Linked DNA regions of Homo sapiens: region 2 is linked to region 1. A link is an interaction called in ENCODE POLR2A ChIA-PET data of the cell type or tissue named here. Cell type or tissue: endothelial cell of umbilical vein. All regions are shown on one strand. Links, peaks and the distances in the headings refer to the core of each region. The heading gives the core; the rest is flanking DNA.

Region 1 (10,423 bases), core at 62-2,561:
CTCTGTCCTATAAGCAGTGGGGCGTGGCCACAGGGATGTGAGCAACGGAAAGAGACAATTAAAATGCCGTAAGAGATTAGCAGGGTGCGGTGGCTCACACCTGTCATCCCAGCACTTTGGGAGGCCAAGGCAGGAGGATCACTTGAGGCCAGGAGTTTCAGACCAGCCTGGACAATATAGTGAGACCCCATCTCTACTAAAAAAAAAAAAAAATTGGCCAGGCACGGTGGCTCACACCTGTAATCCCAGCACTTTGGGAGGCTGAGGCAGGTAGATCACGAGGTCAGGAGATCGAGACCATCGTGGCTAACACGGTGAAACCCCCTCTCTACTAAAAATACAAAAAATTAGCCGGGCGTGGTGGCGGGCGCCTGTAGTCCCAGCTATTTGGGAGGCTGAGGCAGGAGAATGGCGTGAACCCGGGAGGTGGAGCTTGCAGTGAGCCAAGATCACGCCACTGCACTCCAGCCTGGCAACAGAGCGAGACTCTGTCTCAAAAAAAAAAAAAAAAAAGAAAAAAAAATTAGCCAGCGTGGTGGTGGGCGCCTGTGGCCCCAGCTACTCAGGAGGCTGAGGTGGAAGGATTGCTTGAGCCCAGTAGATTGAGGCTGCAGTGAGCTATGATTGCACTACTGCACTGTCCAGCCTGGATAATAGAGTGAGACCTTGTCTCAAAAATAAATAAAATGCTGGAAGAGTAGCCAATGTTTCTATAAAAATACTAGCCCATGCAATAAGGTAAGGACAGCAGTTTAAGTATTGAAAAGGAAGAGGAAAATCTTAATTCATTTGAAATCATTGTCTGTCTAAAATAAATCAATATCCAAACAGAAGGAGAGAAGCTGAAAGAGTAAAATAAAATGAATCAAGAAATTGACTAAAAAGCTATTTAGAATAAAGGCTGGGTGCAGTGGGTCACGCCTGTAATCCCAGCACTTTGGGAGGCTGAGGCAGGAGAATCCCTTGAACCTGGGAGGTGGAGGTTACAGTGAGCCAAGATCACGCCACTGTACTCCAGCCTGAGCTACAGAGCAAAACTCTGTCTCAAAAAAAAAAAAGCTGTCATTTTGCTTTATACAGTAATAATAAGATAGAAGATACAAAGGAAAAAATATCTTTCATGATCAGTAGTGACAAAAAATATCAAGACTAGGCCTGATGCCGTGGCTCAGGCCTGTAATCCCAGCACTTTGGGACGCCGAGGCAGGCAGATCACTTGATGTCAGGAGTTCGAGACCAGCCTGGTCAATTTGGTGAAACCCCGGCTCTACTAAAAGTACAAAAAATTAGCCAGGTGTGGTGGCGGGTGCCTGTAATCCCAGCTACTCAGGAGGCTGAGGTAGGAGAATCCCTTGAACCCGGGAGGCAGAGCTTGCAGTGAGTTGAGATCACGCCACTGCACTCCAGCCTGGACAACAGAGCGAGACTCCATCTCAAAAAAAAAAAAAAAAAATCAAAGACTAAACTTACAAACGTGCCATGCCTGTGATGATAATTATTATATATAATTATAGAATTACAAAATTTTGTGAAGGACATAAAAGTAGACTAAATAAGCAGACAGACACAATATCCTATACAAACATGTACGTGGGGTCATCGCCCCTTACCCACAGCTAAGATAGAGACCTTTCTCTGCCACTCACTGGTGCACGTGACCTTGAATGCTTGACCTACGTGCCAGGATGGGGCAGCCGAGGAGTTGAAGAGGAAGGGATGGGGAGACCCCAGAAGAGTCAGGGAAGCCAAGGAGGGGCCCCCAAGCATCTCTTTGAACTTAGGGACTGTAGACGAGAGACTCAGAGATGCATGTTCTGGGAGTTCAGGGTGAGGTCCTGCCTTCGTGGGGTCATGGCTGGTGACCTGCTGTCTTGCAGAGTGTGGCTTGCAGCCTGCCTGGAGGATGGCCGGCAGGATCGTGGGCGGCATGGAAGCATCCCCGGGGGAGTTTCCGTGGCAAGCCAGCCTTCGAGAGAACAAGGAGCACTTCTGTGGGGCCGCCATCATCAACGCCAGGTGGCTGGTGTCTGCTGCTCACTGCTTCAATGAGTAAGCCCCCATCCCAAAGCACCAAACCCGAACCCTCTGTATTTCTCCTGCCTTCCCTCGTGCACTGGGGACGTCACTTCTGGTTTCCTTAGAGCCCCTGGAAGTAATTTTTTCTTTTCCTTTCTTTCTTGCTTTTGCTGTTGTTGAATCTGAGGGCATTCTTTTTTTTTTTTTTTTTGAGACAGAATCTCGCTCTGTTGTCCAGGCTGGAGTGCAGTGACGCGATCTTGGCTCACTGCAAGCTCCGCCTCCTGGGTTCACGCCATTCTCCTGCCTCAGCCTCCCGAGTAGCTGGGACTACAGGCGCCCGCCACCACGCCTGTTGTATTTTTAGTAGAGACGGGGTTTCACCGTGTTAGCCAGGATGGTCTCAATCTCCTGACCTTGTGATCTGCCTGCCTTGGCCTCCCAAAGTGCTGGGATTACAGGTGTGAGCCATCGTGCCCGGCCTCTTTTCTTTCTTTCTTTCTTTTTTTTTTTTTTGAGATGGAGTCTCGCTCTGTCACCCAGGCTGGAGTGCAGTGGCGTGATCTCGGCTCACTGCAAGCTCCGCCTCCCGGGTTCACGCCATTCTCCTGCCTCAGCCTCCCGAGTAGCTGGGAATACAGGCGCCCGCCACCACGCCCAGCTAATTTAATTTTTTTTTGTATTTTTAGTAGAGTCGGGGTTTCACCATGTTAGTCAGGATGGTCTCGATCTCCTGACCTCGTGATCCGCCCACCTCGGCCTCCCAAAGCGCTGGGATTACAGGCGTGAGCCACTGCGCCCGGCCTCTTTATTTTATTTTATTTTTTCTTTTGAGACAGAGTCTCAGTCTGTCGCCCTGGCTGGAGTGCAGTGGTGCGATCTCAGCTCACTGCAACCTCCACCTCCTGGGATAAAGCAATTCTCTTGCCTCAGCCTCCCAAGTAGCTGGGACTACAGGTGCACGCCACCATGCCTGGCTAATTTTTTTTTTTTTGTATAATTAGTAGAGATGGGTTTTCGCCATGTTGGCCAGGCTGGTCTCGAACTCCTGTCCTCAGGTGATCCGCCCACCTCAGCCTCCCAAAGTGCTGGGATTACAGGCGTGAGCCACCGTGCCTGGCCCACTTGCTGTTCTTTTGAGAGTAGCCATGCCAGTGGGTGTGAAGTAGCATCTCCCTGTGGTTTTGACTTGGATTTCTCGGTGACCAATGACATTTTGTTGATGTTTTGCTCATTGTGGACATTTTTTGCATTCACTTTGATTTTTTAAAATATTCTGTCGTGATATTATCCTTTTTTTTTTTTTGAGACAGAGTCTCACTCTGTCGCCCTGCTGGAGTACAGTGGTGCAGTTTTGGCTCTCTGTAAGCTCCACCTCCCGGGATCAAGCGATTCTCCTGCCTCAGCCTCCCGAGTAGCTGGGATTACAGGCACCCGCCACCATGGCTGGCTAATTTTTGTATTTTTAGTAGAGACGTGGTTTTGCCATGTTGGCCAGGCTGGTCTTGAACTCCTGGCCTCAAGTGATCTGCCCGTCTCTGCCTCCCAAAGTGCTGGGATTACATGTGTGAGCCACTGCACCCGGCTCGATATCATTTATCTTGATGGCTGAGATTTTTGGCAACTCTTTAAATTTTGTGCCCAAGGCTCATGGCTGGCTCCCCTCACCCTAATCCCAACTCTGTCTCATCCTGTCTTTGTTTAAAATGTTGATACTTGGACAGGCTATAGTGAGCTTGTGGCTCATGAGTGTAATCCCAGCACTTTGGGAGGCTGAGGTGGGGGGATCACTTGAGGTCAGGAGTTTGAGACCAGCCTGGCCAACATGGTGAAAGCTTGTCTCTACTAAAAACACACAAAAAAATTAGTCGGGCATAGGGGGCGCAAACCTGTCATCCCAGTTACTTGGGAGGCTGAGGCACGAGGATCACTTGAACCCGGGAGGTGGAAGTTGCAGTGAGCTGAGATCACGCCACTGCACTCCAGTCTGGGAGACAGAGCGAGACTCTGTCTCAAAAAAACAAAACAAAACAAAAATGTTGATACTTCATGCATCATGCATTCTCCTGCACCTGTGATTTTTTTCTTTTCTTTTCTTTTTTTTTTTTTTTTTTTTTGAGACAGGTTACCTGTTGCCCAGGCTGGAGTGCAGTGGCGCAGTGATAGCTCACTATAGCTCATGACAGCCTCAACCTCCCAGGCTCAGGCAATCCTCCTACCTCAGCCTCCTGAGGAGCTGAAACCACAGGTGCACATCGCCACACCCCGCTAATATATATATATTTTTTCTGAGACAGAGTCTTGCTCTGTCGCCCAGGCTGGAGTGCAGTGGCACAATATCAGCTCACTGCAACCTCCACCTCCCGGGTTCAAGCAATTCTCTGCCTCAGCCTCCTGAGTGGCTGGGATTACAGGCGCCCATCACTATGCCCGGCTAATTTTTGTATTTTTAGTAGAGATGGGGTTTCACCATCTTGGCCAGGCTGGTCTTGAATTCCTGCCTTCGTGATCCTCCCGCCTCAGCCTCCCAAAGTGCTGGGATTACAGGCATGAGCCACCGCACCTGGCCTGTTTTTTGTTGTTGTTTTTAAAGACTGTGTTTCGCTATGTTGCCCAGGCTCGTCTTGAACTCCTGGGCTCAGGTGATCCTCCCGCTTCAGCCTCCAAAAGTGTGGGATTACAGGCATGAGCCACTGTGTCTGGCCTGATTTTTATAAATACTATTCATAAATATTAATGTGGGGGGATACCCCTTACATTTTGCACCCAAGGCGAGTGTCCCGTCTGCCTCCCCCGACGGCTCTGACCCTCGGTGGCTTCTGAGCTGGGGTTTGCTCCTGCAGGTTCCAAGACCCGACGAAGTGGGTGGCCTACGTGGGTGCGACCTACCTCAGCGGCTCGGAGGCCAGCACCGTGCGGGCCCAGGTGGTCCAGATCGTCAAGCACCCCCTGTACAACGCGGACACGGCCGACTTTGACGTGGCTGTGCTGGAGCTGACCAGCCCTCTGCCTTTCGGCCGGCACATCCAGCCCGTGTGCCTCCCGGCTGCCACACACATCTTCCCACCCAGCAAGAAGTGCCTGATCTCAGGCTGGGGCTACCTCAAGGAGGACTTCCGTAAGCATCTTCCTCGGCCTGCAAGTGAGCTCAGGCAGGCAGGCGGGCAAATAACGCAGAAAAGGGCCAGGTGAGGTGGCTCACGCCTGTCATCCCAGCACTTTGGGAGGCCGAGGCGGGTGGATCACGAGGTCAGGCGTTTGAGACCAGCCTGGCCAACATAGTGAAAACCCGTCTCTACTAAAAAATACACACACACACACACAAAATTAGCCAGGCATGGTGGTGCGTGCCTATAATTCCAGCTACTCAGGAGGCTAAGGCAGGAGAATTGCTTGAACCCAGGAGATGGAGGTTGCACTGAGCCAAGATCGCACCACTGGACTCCAGCCTGGGTGACAGTGGGAGGCTCCATCTCAAAATAATAATAATAATAATAATAATAATAATAATAATAATAATGATGATGCAGAAAAACACAGTGGGTCTGCATTATTCTCTGATTCTGTATTCACGAATTCCACTGCTTGCTAAGATATATTTATAACCCATCATCGATGCTACTGCGATTTTTTTTTTTTTTTTTTGAGATGGAGTTTTGCTCTTGTTGCCCAGGCTGGAGTGCAGTGGTGCGATCTCTGCTCACTGCAGCCTCCGCCTCCGGGTTCAAGCGATTCTCTTGCCTCAGCCTCTGAGTAGCTGGGACTATAGGCATGCACCACCACACCCGGCAACTTTATTTTTGTATTTTTTAGTAGAGACAAAGTTTCACCGTGTTGGCCGGGCTGGTCTTGATCTCCTGACCTCGTGATCTTCCTGCCTCAGCTTCCCAAAGTGTTGGGATTACAGGTGTGAGCCACCTCACCCGGCCAAAAAAATTGATCTTAATGTACTAAAATGCACATCTAAATAGTCACCTGTGGCCAGTGGCTACTATATTGGGTGGTGTAGTTCCAGGGGGTTGTCAATCAGCCACAAGATGACTGACAGAGGGAAATGAATCCAGTGGAGAAAAATAAGGTGGGGGTGGCAGCTGCAGCTTTAAATAGGGAGGTCAGGAGATGCCTCCTGGAGAGAGGAGATGAAGGAGCAAGTCAGGCAAATTCTGCAGGGACAAGCATTTCAGACAGCGGGAACAGCATGTGCAAAGGCCCTGGGGTGGGAGGACAGCAGGGCAGGGGTTGATGTGACTGATTTAATATTTAGCAAGGGTGGTGCTGGCTGCCGGGTTGGGAATGGATTTCAGTGGGGTGGGACCAGAGTAAGAGAAGTGAGTGGGGAACAGCTATAATGACCCGGGCAAGGATGGGCGTGAGACAGGGGCTGATTCTGTGTATATTTGGGGGCTGACCTGAGGCCAACTTGGAATTTGAGGACTGTGGACCTGGAATGAGGGGCCTGAGATCCCTGAGATGGGGAATGCTGAGGGGTGGAGCTTGCGGAAGGGAGATGAGGACCTCGGGCTGGGGGTGTTAAGTCTGATGCCTCTTCCTTGTCCAGGCAGAGAGTGTTACCAGGTGGGGTGTTTACCTTTTGTAGTTTCAGAGCCATGTGTTGTAGGTGGCCATGCTTGGAGCTGGGGAAACTGAGGGAGGCTTGGAGAGGAGCTGTCCTTCAGCCTCCCAGCTCAAAGTGGCTGCCAGGGCTCCGGCACTCTCACCCTGCTTTTCTCTCCCCATTCGGCCAGTGGTCAAGCCAGAGGTGCTGCAGAAAGCCACTGTGGAGCTGCTGGACCAGGCACTGTGTGCCAGCTTGTACGGCCATTCACTCACTGACAGGATGGTGTGCGCTGGCTACCTGGACGGGAAGGTGGACTCCTGCCAGGTGAGCCCCCGATGCCCCAGACCCCAGAAAAACACAGAAATAGACACGAGCATGTTCAAATGCTGAGCAATTCACAGATATCTGGATGCCCGCTGTGAGCCCCCAACGCCCCAGACCCCAGAAAAACACAGACACGAGCGTGTTCAAATGCTGGGCGATTCACAGATATCTGGATGCCCGTTCTTGAGGAATTTTAAAGCAGTTGGGATTGAGAGGCAGGTGCTGCTTAGAGGATCTTCCAGAAGCTCTAACCTGACTTCAATCCCTCCTCTGCCCTCCATGGCTCCCTGCTCCCTTCCAGTGGGCCCCAGGTGCGTGCCACAGAGCCTGGGGTCCCTGAGTAATCTCCCTGGCTATGATGGGGTCCCTGTGTAAATCCCCCCCAGCTGCCCTCCAAACCGGGACTTGTGTGGGGACACAGACACTGTTCCCAGCACTGGGCCTGATACAACGTGGCACCCAAGAAACACCTCTTGTATGAATGATGCCAGCACATACCCTGGGCATCAGATTCTCTCCGTCTGTATGGGAAGGGTTGGTCTATGGGAACCCCGTGGACTTTTGCCCCTGGGTGGTCAGCTGGGCCATGAGTGAGCTGCAGGCTCAACTCAAGAAGGTTCCAGGGCTGGGCACGGTGGCTCACGCCTGTAATCCCAGCACTATGCGAGGCCAAGGCGGGTGGATCACTTGAGGTCAGGAGTTTGAGACCAGCCTGAGCAACATGGCGAAACCTTGTCTCTACTAAAAATACAAAAATTAGCCTGGCGTGGTGGCAGGTGCCTGTAATCCCAGCTCCTCGGGTGGCTGAGGCAGGAGAATCATCTGAACCTGGGAGCTGGAGGTTGCAGTGAGCTGAGATCACGCCATTGCACTCCAGCCTGGGCGACAAAGCAAGACTCTGTCTCAAAAAAAAAAAAAAAAAAAAAAAAAAAAAAAAAAGAGAAAATCAGGGGTCATCCAAAGCTGCTTCTGCTGTATACCTGGAACCTTCTTTTTCTTCTTCTTCTTTTTTTTTTTTTTTGAGATGGAGTCTCACTCTGTCACCCAGGCTGGAGTGCAGTGGTGTGATCTCAGCTCACTGCAACCTCCGCCTCCCAGGTTCAAGCGAGTCTCCTGCCTCAGCCTCCAGAGTAGCTGTGATTATAGGCATGCGCCACCACACCTAGCTAATTTTTGTATTTTTAATTAAGACACTGTCTCGCTCTGTCACCCAGGCTGGAGTGCAGTGGCACCATCTTGGCTCACCTCCCAGTTTCAAGTGGTTCTCATGCCTCAGCCTCCCGAGTAGCTGGAATAACAGGTGCCCACCACCACGCCTGGATAATTTTTATACTTTTAGTAAAGACAGGGTTTCGCCATGTTGGCCAGGCTGGTCTCGAAATCCTGGCTTCAGGTGATCTGCCCACCTTGTCCTCCCAAAGTGCTAGGATTACAGGTGTGAGCCACCAGGCCCGGCCGACAATTATAATTTTTGTTTTCAAGGTGTCTCATTCTTTCTTCTTTCAGCCACCTGGTCTTGTTTGCAGTGTCCTGTTCTTGTTTCGTGGATACCATTTCTTTCTTTTTCTCTGAGGATCGTAATTTAATCCGTTATGTTTCTTCTATATTCTATATTTGTGGTTAACTGTATTTCAGGCAAACGTAAGTTATTCTGTTGTAACTGAGTGTCTTTATTTCATGGAGATTGGAATCCCTCAACTGGTGCTTAAGAATGAAAAGCTGGGTGCAGTGGCTCACACCTGTAATCCCAGTACTTTGGGAGGCTGAGGCAGCCAGGTCGCTTGAGGCCAGGAGTTTGAGACCAGTTAGGGCAACATAGCAAAACTTTTGTCTCTACAAAAACAAAAACAAAAACAAAAATTAGCTGGGTTTGGTGGTGCATGCCTGTAGTCCCAGCTACTTGAGAGGCTGAGGTGGGAGGATTATTTGAGCCCAGGAGGTGGAGGTTGCAGTAAGCCAAGATCACGCCACTGTACTCTAGCCTGAGTGACAGAGTGAGACGCCGTCTCAAACAAAATTGAAAATTTAAAAATGTCGCTCAATTCTTGCCGTGATCTTATATTTGCTATTCACTTTCTCTTGGCGAGGGACATTAACAGTTTGTGTTCTTGGATTCTATGTACCCTTTCAAGGGACCAAAGACCTCCTGGTCTCATTTATCCTTTGTGGTTGCCCAAATCCCTTTTCTACCCCAACCAACCCAGGTCCTCTTGAGAAAGCTTTCTCTTGTGTCTTGAGCTTCTGCACATGGGCTGGGCTGCCACTTCCTCTGTCAGCCTCTCGTGAGTCTTCATGGTTTCTGGTCCACAACCAGGGATCTCTCCTGCCTAATTTTTTTAGCATGGCTGTGGATTCCTGTCTTTCTTGTGCATACCTTTGCTCTTGTTTCTAAGGCCTGGTGGGTGAGGAAAAGATGGGAGAGACTGCTACATGTGCTTAGATTGCCATATTGAAACCAGAATCTGGAGAAAATGCTAGGAACTAATGAGAGGGCTCATGTTTAAGAATGTAAGAGTCGGCCAGGCACGGTGGCTCACGCCTGTCATCCCAGCACTTTGGGAGGCTGAGGTGGGCAGATCACTTAAGGTCAGGAGTTCAAGACCAGCCTGGCCAACATGGTGAAACCCCGTCTCTACTAAAAATACAAGAAATTAGCCGGGCGTGGTGATGCGTGCCTATAATCACAGCTACTTGGGAGGCTGAGGCAGGAGAATTGCTTGAACCTGGGAGGAGGAGGTTGCAGTGAGCCGAGATCACGCCATTGCACTCCAGCCTGGGCAACAGAGCAAAACTCTATCTCAAAAACAAAAACAAACAAAAAAACGATACACAGAACGTAAGGGTCAGGGTGAACTGGATATGGGAAGGTAAAAAATGGTGAGGCCGGACGAGTGACAGCAGATGAGCACTTTGGGAGCAATGCTGCAGCTACCAGTGAGATATATGGAGGCACCCGCGTGGCAGCCATACTGCCAGCCTAAGCAAGTGGTGACATTATCAAAGATCTACTGAGTTAAGAAGAGGAGGGGATGTTATTTATTTGGGTCACGTTTTGGCCTGCCAGAGGTAGGACTGAAAGACATCTTAGAGATCCTATAGTCCAACTGTCTTGGGTTTTGTTTTTTTTCCTCCACAGAAGAGGAAACAGGTTCTGAGATGTCAATGATCAGCCCCAGGTGCTCTGTGAGCTTGTGTGGAGAGAGGTCCTGGCTGTCCCAGCTCAGAGCTCCTTCTTGGGCCTCGTAGCACTGGTGTCTGGACTGGCTGCTGCCGACCCATCCTGAGGGTGTGTGTTGGTTTCCTAGGGTGACTCAGGAGGACCCCTGGTCTGCGAGGAGCCCTCTGGCCGGTTCTTTCTGGCTGGCATCGTGAGCTGGGGAATCGGGTGTGCGGAAGCCCGGCGTCCAGGGGTCTATGCCCGAGTCACCAGGCTACGTGACTGGATCCTGGAGGCCACCACCAAAGCCAGCATGCCTCTGGCCCCCACCATGGCTCCTGCCCCTGCCGCCCCCAGCACAGCCTGGC
Region 2 (16,183 bases), core at 10,695-13,194, 570 kb after region 1:
TGTCACCCAAGTTGGAATGCAGTGGCACGATCTCGGCTCACTGCAACCTCCGACTCCCGGGTTCAAGCAATTTTCCTGCCTCAGCCTCCCGAGTAGCTGGGATTAGAGGTGCGCGCCATCACTCCCGGCTAATTTTTTTATTTTTAGTAGAGACGGGGTTTCGCCATGTTGGCCAGGCTGGTCTCGAACTCCTGACCTCAGATGATCCGCCTGCCTCCGCCTCCCAAAGTGCTGGGATTACAGGCGTGAGCCACCGTGCCCGGCCCTAATTTTTATATTTTTAGTAAAGGTGGGTTTCACCGTGTTGGCCAGGCTGATCACCATGTTGGCCACTCCTGGGCTCAAGTGATCCTCCTGCCTCAGCCACCCAAAGTGCTGGGATTACAGGCGAGAGTCACCGTGCCCGGCCTGAGCTTTAGTATTGAGAGTAGCAGTTCTTGGCCGGGCGCGGTGGCTCACGCCTGTAATCCCAGCACTTTGGGTGGCTGAGGCGGGCGGATCATGAGCTCAGGAGATCTAGACCATCCTGGCTAACACGGTGAAACCCCGTCTCTACTAAAAACATAAAAAAATTAGCCGAGCCTGGTGGCGGGCGCCTGTAGTCCCAGCTACTTGGGAGGCTGAGGCAGGAGAATGGCGTGAACCCGGGAGGCGGAGCTTGCAGTGAGCCGAGATCGCGCCACTGCACTCCAGCCTGGGAGACAGCGAGACTCCGTCTCAAAAAAAAAAAAAAAAAGAGAGTAGCGGTTCTCAAACCGTGGTTCCCTGAGTGGCGGCAGCAGCATTGTCACCTGGGAGCTTGCTAGGAATGCACGTTTTCAGGCCCCAGGCCCAGATTTGCTGCCTGAAAAAGTCTTAGGTTGGGGGTCCACAATCTGAGTTTTAACACCCCCCGCCCCAGGTAATTGTGATGCACACTCAAATTTAAGAACCACTGACTTAAAGATATGAAAGTCTTTGGGAGGCTGAGGTGGGAGGATCGCTTGAGGCCAGGAGTTCAAGGCCACTCTGAGCAACACAGCGAGACCCCATCTTTGCAAAAAGAGAAACAAAAACAGAAGAGGCCGGCCGTGGTGGCTCATGCCTGTCATCCCAGCACTTTGGGAGGCCGAGACGGGCGGATCAGGAGTTCGAGACCAGCCTGACCAACATGGTGAAACCCTGTCTCTACTAAAAATACAAAAATTATCCGGGCATGGTGGCGCCTGTCTGTAATCCCAGCTGCTCAGGAGGCTGAGGCAGGAGAATTACTTGAACCCGGGATGCGGAGGTTGCAGTGAGCCAAGATCGCACCACTGCACTCCAGCCTGGGCGACAGAGCGAGACTTCGTCTGAAAACAACAACAAACAGACAAGAGGAACATTCTTCTGATGAGGGAAATTTCCTTCTTTCTTTCTTTCTTTTTTTGATACGGATTCTGTCGCCCAGGCTGGAGTGCAGTGGCGCCATCTCAGCTCATTGCAAGCTCCGCCTCCTGGGTTCACGCCATTCTCCTGCCCCAGCCTCCCGAGTAGCTGGGACTACAGGCGCCCGCCACCACACCCGGCTTATTTTTTTGTATTTTTAGTAGAGACGGGGGTTTCACCCTGTTAGCCGGGATGGCCTTGATCTCCTGACCTCGTGATCCGCCCGCCTCGATCTCCCAAAGTGCTGAGATTCCAGGCGTGAGCCACCACACCCGGCCTAGTGATGGAAATTTTCTAAAATTGGATTGTGGTTATGGTTGTGCAGTTGGACACATTTGCTAAAAGTCATTGAACAATATGCTTTAAATGTATGACGTCATCTTATGTAAATTACGTCAACGAAGCGCTCATATAACATTTGACCTGTAGGGGGTAGCAGAGACCATAAGTTCAATTCAGAACAGCCCCTCCCTGCCTTGAGAGTCTCAATGGGATGAACCCATCCCTTTCACTTAGGAGTCCTGATTGGAATGAAGAATTGGGCAGCTGGGAATTTCCCCTCAATAGCCTAAAATGCCTTGTTTAACTAACTGTGGCCACACTCAGTTCTAAATTTATACCAATTAGCTGGGGGAGTTGAGTCTCTTGACCACGGAACCAGGAGAAGCCACATCCCCTCTCCAAGCCCGGAAGAGATGGTTCTCTTCTTTTTTTTTTTTTTTTTTAAATGGAGTCTCACTCCATCGCCCAGGTTGGAGTACAGTGGCATGATCTCGGCTCACTGCAGCCTCCGCCTCCTGGGTTCAAGAAATTCTCCTGTCTCAGCCTCCCGAGTGGCTGGGACTACAGGTGCCCACCACCACGCCCAGCTAATTTTTGTATTTTTAGTAGAGACAGGGTTTCACCTTGTTGGTCAGGCTGGGCTTGAATTCCTGACCTTAGGTGATCCACCCGCCTCAGCCTCCCAAAGTGCTGGGATGACAGGCGTGAGCCACCGCGCCTGGCCTTCTTTTTTTTTTTTTTTTTTTGAGACAGAGTCTCCCTCTGTCACCCAGGCTGGAGTGTGGTGGTGCAATCTTGGCTCACTGCAACCTCCACCTTCCAAGTCCAAGCGATTCTCCTGCCTCAGCCTCCCAAGGAGCTTGGATTACTGACATGCACCACCATGCCTGGCTCATTTTTGTATTTTTAGTAGAGATGGGGTTTCACCATGTTGGCCAGGCTGGTCTCGAAATTCCGACCTCAGGTGATTTGCAAGCGTCAGCCTCCCAAAGTGCTGGGATTACAGGCTTGAGCCACTGCACCTGGCCCGAGGGGATGGTTCTTAAAGGGTAAAATGTAAACTACGATCCACAGCTTGACCTTCAAAAGACTCCAATCCTTTACTTTCTTTTTTTGTTTTTTATTTATTTATTTTTTGTAGAGATGGGATCTTGCTATGTTGCCCAGCTGGTCTCGAACTCCTAGGCTCAAGCAAGCCTCCTGCCACAGCCTCCAGAGTAGCTGGGACTGAGGGTGTGAGCTACCATAACTGGCCTTGATGGGAACCAGTGTCCAGAGGAAGTGCAGGGCCCCATCAGGCCCAGGCATGCCATAGGGGCAAAGCTAGCGTGGACCCTCGCAACTGAGACATCCAAGGAAAGCAGACACCAAAAAACATGCATGTGGGTGGGTTAAAGTGCTCCCCACTCTGGCCAGGCACGGTGGCTCACTCCTGTAATCCCAGCACTTTGGGAGGCTGAGGCGGGTGGATCACTTGAGGTCAGGAGTTCAAGCACAGGCTGGCCAACATGGTGAAACCCTGTCTCTACTAAAAATACAAAAATTAGCCGGGCATGGTGGCGCGCACCTGTAATCCCAGCTACTCAGGAGGCTGAGGCAGGGCAATTGCTTGAACCTGGGAGACGGAGACTGCAGTGAGCCGAGATCACGCCACTGAACTCCAGCTTGGGCGACAGAGCGAGACTCCATCTTAAAAAAAAAAAAAAGTTCTCCCCACTCAGTCATCTCCTTCTAGCAATAATTTACAGAGCCCGTCCAGGACAGACAAGGAAGAATGAAACAAACAAGAAAATATCACAGGGTGGTGGGACGATTAGGAAAACTCGGGAAAGATGGAGTGATTTAAATCAGAGAAGTGTCTGCTGGGTGCGATGGTTCACACCTGTAATCCCAGCACTTTGGGAGGCTGAGGCAGGGGGATCACCTGAGGTCAGGAGTTTGAGACCAGCCTGGCCAACATGGCAAAACCCCATCTCTACTAAAAAAAAAAGTAGACTGGGCGTGATGGCTCATGCCTGTAATCCCAGCACTTAGGGAGGCCGAGGCAGGCGGATCATGAGGTCAGGAGATCGAGACCATCCTGGCTAACACGGTGAAACCCCGTCTCTACTAAAAATACAAAAAAAAAAAAAAATTAGCCGGGCATGGTGGCAGGTGCCTGTAGTCCCAGCTACTTGGGAGGCTGAGGCAGGAGAATGGCGTGAATCCAGGAGGCGGAGCTTGCAGTGAGCCGAGATTGCGCCACTGCACTCCAGCCTGGGCGACAGAGCGAGACTCCATCTCAAAAACAAAACTAAACAAAACAAAAATTAGCTGGGCATGATAGTGCGCCCCTGTAATCTCAGCTACTCAGGAGGCTGAGGCAGGATAATCACTTGAACCCAGGAGGCAGAGGTTGCAGTGAGCCAAGATCACACCACTGCGCTCCAGCCTGGGCAAAAGAGAGAGACCCTGGGTCTCAAAATAAATAAATAAATAAATAAATAAATACAATAAGAGAAACATCACTGAGAAGAGATTTGTTAATTGAATTCTGGATGACAGAGGGTGTTCGATTGAAGAGGGGATAAAGAAAGACTCAAACACCCAGGAGTTCGAGACCAGCTTGTGCAATATAGGGAGACCCTGTCTCTGCAAAAACAAACAAAAATTACCTGGGCGTGGTGGCAGGGGACTGTAGTTCCAGTTACGCAGGAGGCTGAGGCCAGAGGATCGCTCGGGCCTGGAAGTTTGAGGCTGCAGTTAGCTGTGATCACCCTACTGCACTTAGCCTGTGAGTCTCAGTCCCTGTCTCAAAAAAAAAAAAAAAAATAGAGGCTTGAACATGAATAATTATTCATCAGTGACCCTATGTTGAACCAACAAAGCTGCCCCCTGATTCTGGACCATCAGAAACTGTGAGATAATAAATGTTGATTGTTTCAACAATTCGTGTAAATGGCCCAGCAAGTTTAGGGGCAATTTGTTACACAGCAATAGCTAACTAATGTCTCTGGATTTCTTTTGAGAGGAAAGCCAGGTCCAGGAGATTCAAAACCCACTTCTTTTTTTTTTTTTTTTTTTTTTGAGGTGGAGTCTCACTCTGTCACCCGGGCTGGAGTACAGTGGTGGGAGCTCGGCTCACTGCAGCCTCCGCCTCCCGGGTTCAAGTGATTCTCCTGCCTCAGCCTCCCGAGTAGGTGGGATTACAAGTGCGCGCCACTACACCCAGCTAGTTTTTTCATTTTTAGTAGAGACGAGGTTCCATCATGTTGACTCAGCTGGTCTTGAAATCCTGACCTCAGGTGATCCGCCCACCTCGGCCTCCCAAAGTGCTGGGATTACAGGCGTGAGCCACCGTGCCTGGCCCTCAAAACCCACTTTTGGAGTGGATGTGGATGCCCCTTCCTCCAAGCTTGGGTTCATGAGGAGGTCCAGTCTAATGCCACTACCTGAGCAGATCCTAACTGGATCTCTCTATGATGGCGTAAGGGTTATGGGAATACCTCCTGGAGCAAGACTGCCTGGGATAAAATCCTAGTTTACTTAGCAACTGTGTGGTCCTAAGTAGGTCACTTAGCTTCTCTGGGACTTAATTTCCTCCTATGTAAAATGGGATTTAGTGGTTGATGAAAACATTGAGTTGTTATAGTTACTCATATGAAAGTCGTCAGAATCAGGCTGGGTGCGGTGGCTCACACCTGTCATCCCAGCACTTTGGGAGGTCGAGGCGGGTGGATCATGAGGTCAAGAGATCGAGACCATCCTAACACGGTGAAACCCGTCTCTATTAAAAATACAAAAATTAGCCAGGTGTGGTGAAGTGCACCCGTAGTCCCAGCTACTTGCGAGGCTGAGGCAGGAGAATCGCTTGAACCCGGCAGGCGGAGGTTGCAGTGAGCCGAGATCATGCCATTGCACTCCAGCCTGGAAGACAGAGCGAGACTCCGTATGAAAGAAAAAAAAAAAAAAGAAAGTTGTCAGAATCAAAATGGAGTGACTTGTGTTAAAAAAAAAAAAAAAAAAAAAAAAAAAGGCCGGGCGCGGTGGCTCACGCCTGTAATCTCAACACATTGGGAGGCCGAGGCAGGCGGATCACAAGGTCAGGAGATCAAGACCATCCTGGCTAACACGGTGAAACCCCATCTCTACTAAAAATACAAAAAATTAGCCGGGCGTGGCAGCGGGCACCTGTTGTCCCAGCTACTGGGGGGCTGAGGCAGGAGAATGGTGTGAACCCGGGAGGCGGAGCTTGCAGTGAGCCGAGATTGTGCCACTGCATTCCAGCTGGGGCGACGAAACGAGACTCCGTCTCAAAAAAAAAAAAAAAAAGTGACGCCAGGTGCAGTGGCTCATGCCTGTAATCCTAGCACTTCGGGCGGCAGAGATTGGCAGATTGCCTGAGCTCAGGAGTTCAAGACCAGCCTGGGCAACATGGTGAAATCCAGTCTCTACTAAACTACAAAAAAAATCAGCTGGGCGTGGTGACGGGTGTCTATAATTCCAGCTACACAGGAGACTGAGGCATGAGAATTACTTGAACCCAGGAGGCAGAGGTTGCAGTGATCCGAGATCGCGCCACTGTACTCCAGCCCGGGTGACAAGGTGAAACTCTGTCTAAAAACAAAAAAACAACAACAACAGCAAAGTGACAAATAGAGCCAGGGACAGCTTTGAATAGTGCGTTCTCATGCATGGATGCCTGATAACAAGAAAATATCACAAAAGACTGCATGCCGGGCACGGGGCTCACACCTGTAATCCCAGCACTTTGGGAGGCCGAGACAGGAGGATCACTTGAGCCTAGGAGTTTGAGGCCAGCCGGAGCAACACAGCCAGACTCTGCCTCTACAAAACAATAAAAAATAAAAAATAGCCAGGCGTGGTGGCACATGCCTGTAGTCCCAGCTACTCAGAAGGCTAAGGTGGGAGGATGACTTAAGCCTCGTAGGTTGAGGCAACAGTGAGCCATGATGGGGCCACTGCACTCCAACCTGAGCAATAGCATGAGACCCTGTCTCAAAAAAATAAAAGAAAAAAATAAAAGGCTGCAAACCCCAAAAATTTGCATCAAACTTCCTTTTTTCTTTTTGTTTTTTGAGATGGAGTCTCGCTCTGTCACCCAGGCTAGAGTGCAGTGGCGCAATCTTGGCTCACTGCAAGCTCCGTCTGCCACTCTCCTGCCTCAGCCTCCCGAGTAGCTGGGACTACAGGCACCCGCCACCATGCCGGCTGATTTTTTTTTTTTTTTTGGAGATGGAGTCTCGCTCTGTTGCCCAGGCTGGAGTGCAGTGGCAGGATCTCGGCTCACTGCAAGCTCTGCCTCCTGGGTTCACGCCATTCTCCTGCCTCAGCCTCCTGAGTAGTTGGGACTACAGGCGCCCACCACCACGCCCGGCTAATTTTTTTTGTATTTTTAGTAGAGACAGGGTTTCACCGTGTTAGCCAGGATGGTCTCGATCTCCTGACCTCGTGATCCGCCCACCTCGGCCTCCCAAAGTGCTGTGATTAAAGGTGTGAGCCACCGCGCCCAGCCCTGATTTTTTAAATTTTTAGTAGAGACGGGGTTTCACTGTGTTAGCCAGGATGGTCTGGATCTCCTGACCTCGTGATCCGCCTGCCTCAGCCTCTCAAAGTGCTGGGATTACAGGCGTAAACCACCACGCCTGGCCGCATCAAACTTCCCGTCACAACCTTATTCTACAGGACATCTTTTCAACAAGACCAGCTTTATCCTTGTTTTTTGTTTGTTTGTTTGTTTGAGACAGGGTCTCACTCTGTCGTCCAGGCTGGAGTGCAGTGGTGTGATCTCAGCTCACTGCAACCTCCGCCTCCTGGGTTCAAGTGATTCTTGTGCTTCAGCCTCCCAAGTAGCTAGGATTACAGGCAGGCGCCAGCATGCCCGGTTAATTTTTGTATTTTTAGCAGAGATGGGGTTTCTCCATGTTGGCCAGGCTGATCTTGAACTCCTGGCCTCAGGTGATCTGCCCACCTCAACCTCCCAAAGTGCTGGGATTACACGCGTCAGCCACCGTGCCTGGCCTACCGTTGTTATTGATCCTTGTAGCGAAGGATAATTACCTCAAAATAGTTACGTCATCTTCCTCAATTCTCCTTTAGAAATCTTTGTCTTCTATTACCTCCCTCAGTATGTGCATAGCTTACTTACTATAGCACTGCAAAGCCCTATTTCCAAATAAATATCCTTTTGTTTTAGAGAGCTTCTCCTTGTTTGTTATTTAGGTTGACAGTTTCTTTTTTGAGCCTTGTAGTGGGTAGAACTTTGTCCCCCAAAAATATCTGTTGAAGTCCAAAAGCCCCCTCCATCCCCTGTACCTGGGAATGCGACCTTATTTGGAAATAGGGTCATTGCAGATATGATTAGTTATGGCCGAATGCAGTGGCTCACTCCTGTACTCCCAGCACTTTGGGAGGCCAAGGTGGGTGGATCACGTGAGGCCAGGAGCTTGAGACCAGACTGGGCAACACGCCAACACTCCCCTCGGCAAAAAAATACAAAAATTAGACGGGCATGGTGGCACACACCTGGAGTCCCAGCACTTTGGGAGGCCAACGCAGGCAGACCACAAGGGCAACAGATGGAGACCATCCTGGCCAACAGAGTGAAACCCCATCTCTACTAAAAATACAAAAATTAGTTGGGCGTGGTGGTGGCGGGCGCCTGTAGTCCCAGCTACTGGGGAGGTTGAGGCAGGAGAATCGCTTGAACCTGGGAGGCGGAGGTTGCAGCGAGCCGAGATCACATCGCTGCACTCCAGCCTGGCGACAGAGCAAGACTCCGAGTCAAAAAAAAAAAAAAGATTAGTTAAGATGAGGTCACATTGGATTAAGACAGCTTCTAAATCTGTTGTTTTTTTGTTGTTGTTGTTGTTGTTTTTTGTTTTTTTTGAGACAGGGTCTCACTCCCTCACCCAGGCTGGAGTGCAGTGGCGCCACCTCGGCTCACTGCAACCTCCGCCTCCCGGGTTCAAGCGATTCTCAAGGCAGCTCCTAAATCTAATAATTGGCGTTCTTATCAGGAGAGGGAAATTTGGACACAGACACAGAGACAAACAGGGAAGAAAGCCAAGCAGTGATGGAAGCAGAAATTGGAGTGAAGCCAAGTCACACCAAAGCCTGCTGGCCGCCACCAGAAACTGGAAGAGGCAGGGAGGACCCTCCCCTGGAGCCTTCAGAGGGAGCACAGTGGCCCTCCCCACACCTCGATTCTGGCCTCCGTCACTGTGCGAAAATACATTTCTGTTGTCTGAAGCCACCTGGTTTGCAGTCATCTGTTACAGCAGCTACAGAAAACAAATATCAGCTTCTTTCTACCAGGTGGCAGGAGGCAAACCTCATCAATCCTAGCCACTTCCACAAACTCACTCTTCCTGTGACAGGGGGTTGGTGTGGAGCCTGAGGGTGGGGGTGAAGCTGTCCTCACAGGGTTAACAAGAATTCTGTACAGATTGGCCGGGAGCGGTGGCTCACGCCTGTAATCCCAGCACTTTGGGAGGCCGAGGCGGGTGGATCACAAGGTCAGGAGTTCGAGACCAGCCTGGCCAAGATGGTGAAACCCCGTTTCTACTAAAAATAAAAAAAAATTAGCCAGGCGTGGTGGCAGGCGCCTGTAGTCCCAGCTACTTAGGAGGCTGAGGCAGGAGAATTCCTTGAACCTGGGAGGTGGAGGTTGCAGTGAGCCGAGATTGTGCCAATGCACTCTAGCCTGGGTGACAGAGCGAGACTCCATCTCAAAAAAAAAAAAAAAAAAAGAATTATGTACAGACATATAGTTATAATTAAGCATTAGGCTGGGCCTGGTGGCTCACGCCTGTAATCTTAGCACTTTGGGAGGCCGAGGCAGGTGGATCACCTGAGGTCAGGAGTTCGAGACCACCCTGACCAACATGGTGAAACCCTGTCTTTACTAAAAGGACAAAAAATTAGCCGGGCGTGGTGGCGGGCGCCTGTAATCCCAGCTACTAGGGAGGCTGATGCAGGAGAATTGCTTGAACCCGGGAGGTGGAGGTTGCAGTGAGTCGAGACTGCACCACTGCACTCCAGCCTGGGCAAAAAGAGCGAAACTCCATCTCAAAAAATAAAAAATTAAAATTAAAATGAAGCATTAATCTGGCTGCACTCTGACCTGCTTCCTTGTAACAGAAAAGCACATTGCACTAGACACTGACCATTTGCACCACATAGATACCATCTCTGACGTTAGAAGCAAAATACTTCTGTTTAAGAATTGCTTAAGCAGGCCAGGCTCATTCCTGTAATGCCAACAATTTGGGAGGCCCTGGCAGGAGGATTGCTTGAGCCCAGCTGTATAAGACTGGCTTGGGCAACATAGCCAGACCTCATCTCTACAGAAAATTTAAAAATTAGCCAGGCATGGTGGTGTACGCCTGTAGTCCCAGCTACTCAAAAGGCTGAGGTGGGAGGATCGCTTGAACCCAGGAGGTCACAGCTGAGTGAGCTATGATTGCACCACTGCACTCCAACCAGAGCAATAGAGCAAGACTCCATCTCTAAAAAAACAAGAACAGGGCCAGGCATGGTGGCCTGCGGCTGTAATCCTAGCATTCTGGGAGGCCGAGGTGGGTGGATCGGATCACCTGAGGTCAGGAGCTGGAGACCAGCCTGCCCAACATGGGAAAACCCCGTCCCTACTTAAAATACAAAAATTAGCTGGGCGTGGTGGCGGGCACCTGCAATCCCAGCTACTTGAGAGGCTGAAACAGGAGAGTCGCTTGAAACCGGGAGACAAAAGGTTGCAGTAAGCCGAGATGGCGCCACTGCACTCCAGCCTGGGTGACAGAGCGAGACTCCGTCTCAAAAAAAAAAAAAAAAAAAAAAAGCCAGGGATGGTGGCTCACGCCTGTAATCCCAGCACTTTGGGAAGCTGAGGCAGACAGATCACCTGAGGTCAGGAGTTCGAGACCAGCCTGGCCAACATGGTGAGACTCCCCCCCACCAACTAAAAATACAAAAATTAGCCGGGCATGGTGGCAAGTGCCTATAATCCCAGCTACTCGGGAGGCTGAGGCAGGAGAATTGCTTGAACCTGGGAGGCAGAGGTTGCAGTGAGATGAGATCATGCCGCTACACTCCAGCCTGGGGGACAGAATGAAACTCTGTCTGAAACATACAAACGAACAAAAAAAGTTTTGGAGTGTGGCGCCTGTTGACTGGTTGAAGAGTGCAGGGTGAAGTTCTGGGACGGGGGAGGGAGAAGCTATGTTCTCATGCTCATCCTGCTCCTCTCTGGGGGCCTTCACACTAGCTGGTGTCAGCTGTTCTGCTGGAATTCAGGATCTACTCAAGCAATTCTCTTTTTTCTTTCTTTCTTTCCCAGGCTGGAGTGCAGTGGCACAATCTTGGCTCACTGCAACCCCTGCCTCCCGGGTTCAAGAGATTCTCCTGCCTCAGGCTCCTGAGTAGCTGGGATTACAGGCATTTGCCACCGTGCCCCGCTAATTTTTGAGTTTTTAGTAGAGGTGGGGTTTCATCATATTGGCCAGACTGGTCTCAAACTCCTGACCTCAGGTGATCCACCCGCCTCAGCCTCCCGAAGTGCTGGGATTATAGGCATGGGTCACTGCGCCTGGCCGCAATTCTTTTTTCGACACAGGGTCTTGCTCTGTTGCCCAGGCTGGAGTGCAGTGGTACAGTCTCGGTTCAGAGCAGGCTCAACTTCCCAGGCTCAAGTGATCCTCCCACCTCAGCCTCCCGAGCAACTGGGACGACAGGTGTGTGCCACCGTGCCTGGCTAATTTTTTATTTTTTATAGAAATGGGGTCTCACTTTGTTGCCCAGGCTGGTCTTGAAGTCCTAGGCTCAAGCGATCGTCCTGCCTTGGCCTTCCAAAGTGCTGGCATTGCAGACATGAACCACGGCACCCAGCAAGGTAGTTTGCTTGTGTAAAACAAAAACTCCAAAGTATTTGGAATGCAAATGCCTTTTGTCTCAAACCTTCTAGACTTTGAGTTTCCAAGTCAACCAAACAACTCAAAAGCCAAGAACAAGGAGGAAATATTGGCTTCCTTCCTTCCTGTCTGCTGTGTCATCTGTCTCCTCCCTGAGGGGTCAAGGGAAATTGCTCCCTGCTGGCTGGGCTGGAGTGGCCAGGGCACAGCCAAAGGGAAGGACCCAGGGTGACCACACTCCAGGGAATTCCCTCCAACCCCACTCACGGGGGTTTTAAATCAGGGAGAAATGGGCCACGCTGGTGGCTCACGCCTGTAATCCCAGCACTTTGGGAGGCCAAGGTGGGCAGATCACAAGGTCAGGAGTTCGAGACCAGCCTGACCAACATGGTGAAACCCTGTCTCTACTAAAAATACAAAACCCTGTCTCTACTAAAAATACAAAAATTAGCTGGGCATGGTGGCGCACACCTGTAATCCCAGCTACTCAGGAGGCTGAGGCAGAAGGATTGCTTGAACCTGGGAGGCAGAGGGTGCAGTGAGCCAAGATCACACCACTGCACCCCAGCCTGGGTGATAGAGCGAGACTCCATCTCGGAAAAAAAAAAAAAAAAAAGGCAGGGGGAAACAGAATGGACCAGTCTCTGTGGCTCACCCCTGTAATCCCAGCACTTTAGGAGACTGAGGCAGGAGAATCGCTTGAGCCCAGGAGTTCAAAACCAGCCTGGGCAACACAGGAAGACCTTGTCCCTACAAAATACAAAAATGAGCTGGGTGTGCTGGGTGGCAAGCACCTGTGGTCCCACCTATTTGGGAGGCTGAGACGGGAGGACTGCTTGAGCCCAGGAGGTTGGGACTGCAGGGAGCCAAGATTGTGCCACCGCACTCCAGCCTGAGCAAGAGTGAGATCCTGTCTCAAAAAAAAAAAAAAAAAAAAAGGCTCAGGCCTGTAATCTCAACACTTTGGGAGAACGAGGTGGGGGTGGATCCCCTGAAGTCAGGAGTTCGAGACCAGCCTGGCCAACATGATGAAACCCTGTCTCTACTAAAAATACAAAAATTAGCCGAGTGTGGTGGCACGTGCCTGTAATACCAGCCACTCAGGAGGCTGAGGCAGAAGAATCGCTTGAACCCGGGAGGTGGAGGTTGCAGTGAGCTGAGGTTGCACCATTGCACTCCTGCCTGAGCAACAGAGTGAGACCCCTTCTCAAAAAAAAAAAAGAGTAGAAATGGAATGACTACTGAAAATGTGCTTCCGATTTCTACATGGACCCTGGAGGAATTTCTCTTTCCTAGGAGCCTCCAATCAGTGCTGTCCACTGGGACTTTCTGTGATGACAGAATGTTCTAGATCTTCGCTGTCCAGTACGGTGACCCCCAGACGCCAGTGACGACTGAGCGCCTGACATGCGGGCAGGGTGCCTGAGGAATGGAATTTTAAATTGTATTTCATTTTAATTAATTTTAACTTAAATAGCCACATGTGCTTACTGGATACCCTGTGAGACAACCCTGTGAGTCTTGGATAAAGCAACGTGCCCAGCTGAAAGTCTACAATCAGAGGGAGGGGAAAAAGCAAAGCCCATATTAGGAGGCTGGACCATAAATAAAACACACTTTAATTATGCAGCTGGGTGCAGTGGCTCACGCCTGTAATCCCAGCACTTTAGGAGGCCGAGATGAGTGGATCACTTGAGGTCAGGAGTTTGAGACCATCCTGGCCAACATGGTGAAACTCCATCTCTACTAAAAATACAACATTAGCTGGAGGTGGTGTGGTGGCGGGCGCCTGTCATCCAAGCTACTCAGGAGGCTGAGGTAGAAGAATCGCTTGAACCCAGGAGGCAAAGGTTGCAGTGAGCCAAGATCGTGCCACTGCACTCCAGCCTGGGCGACAGAGCAAGACTCTGTCACAAAAAAATAATAATAATAGCCAGGCGTGGTGGCTCACACCTGTAATCCCAGCACTTTGGGAGACCAAGGCAGGTGGATCACAAGATCAGGAGTTTGAGACCGATCCGGCCAATATGGTGAAACTCCATCTCTATTAAAAATACAAAAATTAGGCGGGTGTGGTGGCGGGCGCCTGTAGTCCCAGCTACTTGGGAGGCTGAGGCAGGAGAATCGCTTGAACCTGGGAGGTGGAGGATGCAGTGAGACAAGATCGCGCCACTGCACTCCAGCCTGAGGGACAGAGAGAGACTCTGTCTCAAAAAAATAAGTAATAAAAATTAAAAAATAATAATTATGGGACAGTGGAGGGTTCGTGGGTGGGAAGCTTTTCTGCAGGTCTTTCATGACGGCCCCTCCCTTTGTTCTCCATGGACCAGCTGCAAAACCCAAGTCACGTGTGCACATCACCACCTCTGGGGGCTACTTGTCCCAGCATTGAAACCCTCAGTTCCCCGCAGCGAGAGAGCACAGAACAGAAAACAGGGAAGAGTTTCTCTGGCTGGGTTTGGATCTGAAGTCAGCAGACCTATCGGGCATTTGTGTCACATGGGGAGGTCAGAGGATGGGAGGCGTCTCTGTAGGAGAATCCTGACAGCATTCTCTGCATTTAGAACATGCAGGGCTTAGAGCTATCGTGGGAGGCTCCCGCCACAGGAGCCACTGAGATTACAAGATTAGCTGCAATCCAAACCACATTCGGAAAAAAATAAAATAAGAAAGGGAGATACAGGCCCGGTGGCGGCACAGTGGCTCATGCCTGTAATCCATAGTACTTTGGGAGGTGGAGGTGGGAGGATCACTTGGGGTCAGGAGTTCAAGACCAGCCGGGGCAATGTACTGAGACTCCCCTCCCCCTCGCCCTGTGTTTAAAAAAAAAAAGAGGAAATAAAGGGAAATATAGGGAAGGGAAGGGAGGGTTGGGAGGTCTCTTCAATGAGATCCTTCCTTCCTTCCTTCCTTCCCTCCCTCCCTCCCTTCTTTTTTTTTTTTTGAGATGGAGTTTCACTCTTGTTGCCCAGGCTAGAGTGCAATGGCACGATCCTGGCTGACTGCAACCTCCACCTCCCGGGTTCAAGCGATTCTCCTGCATCAGCCTCCCAAGTAGCTGGGATTACAGGCGTCTGCCACCACACTCAGCTGACCTTTGTATTTTTAGTAGAGATGGGGTTTTGCCATGTTGGCCAGGCTGGTCATGAACTCTTTTCTTCTTTTGAGGCAGAGTACTCTGTCGCCCAGGGTGGAGTGCAATGGCGACATCTTGGCTCATTGCAACCTCTGCCTCCCAGGTTCAAGTAGCTGGGATTACAGATGTGCATCACCGTGCCCGGCTGATTTTTGTATTTTTAGTAGAGGTAGGGTTTCAGCATGTTGGCCAGGCTGGTCTGGAACTCCTGACCTCAAGTGATCTCCTGCTTCGGCCTCTCAAAGTGCTGGAATTACAGGCGTGAGCCACCACGCCTGGCCTGATGTGGTGATTTTTTTTTTTTTTTTCTGAGACAGAGTCTTGCTGTGTCACCCTGGCTGAAGTGCAGTGGCACAATCTCGACTCACTGCAACCTCCGCCTCCCAGGTTCAAGTGATTCTTCTGCCTAAGCCTCCAGAGTAGCTGGGACTACAGGTGCCTATCACCATGCCTGGCTAATTTTTGTATTTTAGTAGAGCTGGGGTTTTCTTTTTTTTTTTTTTTTTTTGAGACAGAGTCTTGTTCTGTCGCCCAGTCTGGAGTGCAGTGGCGCAATCTTGGCTCACTGCAAGCTCCGCCTCCCGGGTTCACGCCATTCTCCCGCCTCAGCCTCCTCAGTAGCTGGGATTACAGGCACCCACCGCCACGCCCGGCTAATTTTTTTGTATTTTTTATTAGAGATGGGGTTTCACCGTGTTAGCCAGGATGGTCTCGATCTCCTGACCTCGTGATCCACCCGCCTCGGCCTCCCAAAGTTCTGGGATTACAGGTGTGACCCGGCCAAGCTGGGGTTTCACCATGTTGGCCAGGCTGGTCTCGAACCCCTGACCTCAGATGATCCACCCACCTCTGCCTCCCAAAGTGCTGGGATTACAGGCGTGCACCACAGCACCTGGCCCAACGTGGTGATTTCTAAGTAGGGAGCTGAGGGAGTAAGGAGCCAGCCGGTGGCTGTCTGAGAGAGACTGTCCCTGGCAGAGTGAACTGCTAATGCCAGTACCAGGTCCTGGGCCAAACAGAAAGAAACGGGCTCTCACTCCAGAACTGCAGCTTGACCACTATATATATAATATATATACTTTATATATATTATAGCTATATATTTTTTTGAGATGGAGTCTTGCTCTGTTGCTCAGACTGGAGTGCAGTGGCACGATCATAGCTCACTCCAGACTCAACCTCCTGGGCTTACGCCATCCTCCTGCCTCAGCCTCCCCAGTAGCTGAGACTACAGGTGCATGACCACCACACTTGGCTAATTTTTAAATTTTTTGTAGAGACGCGGTGTCACTGTGTTGCCCAGGCTGGTCTCCAACTCCTGGCCTCAAGCAATCCTCCCACCTCAGCCTTCCAAAATGCTGGGATCACAGGTGTGAGCCATGGTGACTTGGCTTCATATTTTGAATAGGCCAAAACAAAACTCCGAAATCCCCTTACTCCTATCCCCACG

Evidence for each region. Peaks named below come from ENCODE experiments on the same cell type or tissue, not always from the same donor. Only the 100,000 strongest peaks of a DNase experiment are listed, where the experiment ranks them.
Region 2: POLR2A ChIA-PET joins it to region 1 with 8 read pairs; 3 of 35 experiments call an interaction of 5 or more read pairs at or near these places.

Annotation. Positions count from the first base shown.
Region 1 is chr19:2,403,497-2,413,919 of GRCh38, forward strand. It overlaps TMPRSS9 (transmembrane serine protease 9), which reads left to right. Exons shown (of 19, transcript NM_001395513.1): 8 at 1,878-2,049; 9 at 4,860-5,134; 10 at 6,762-6,898; 11 at 10,204-10,423. Among named protein-coding and RNA genes, the nearest start is that of TIMM13, 19 kb to the right of the region's middle. In endothelial cell of umbilical vein, for the core only: no CTCF peak of the experiment used is centred there; no DNase peak of the experiment used is centred there.
Region 2 is chr19:2,960,423-2,976,605 of GRCh38, forward strand. No RefSeq gene overlaps it. Among named protein-coding and RNA genes, the nearest start is that of TLE6, 9.0 kb to the right of the region's middle. In endothelial cell of umbilical vein, for the core only: no CTCF peak of the experiment used is centred there; a DNase peak (open chromatin) is centred at 11,739; H3K27ac peaks cover 2,500 bases.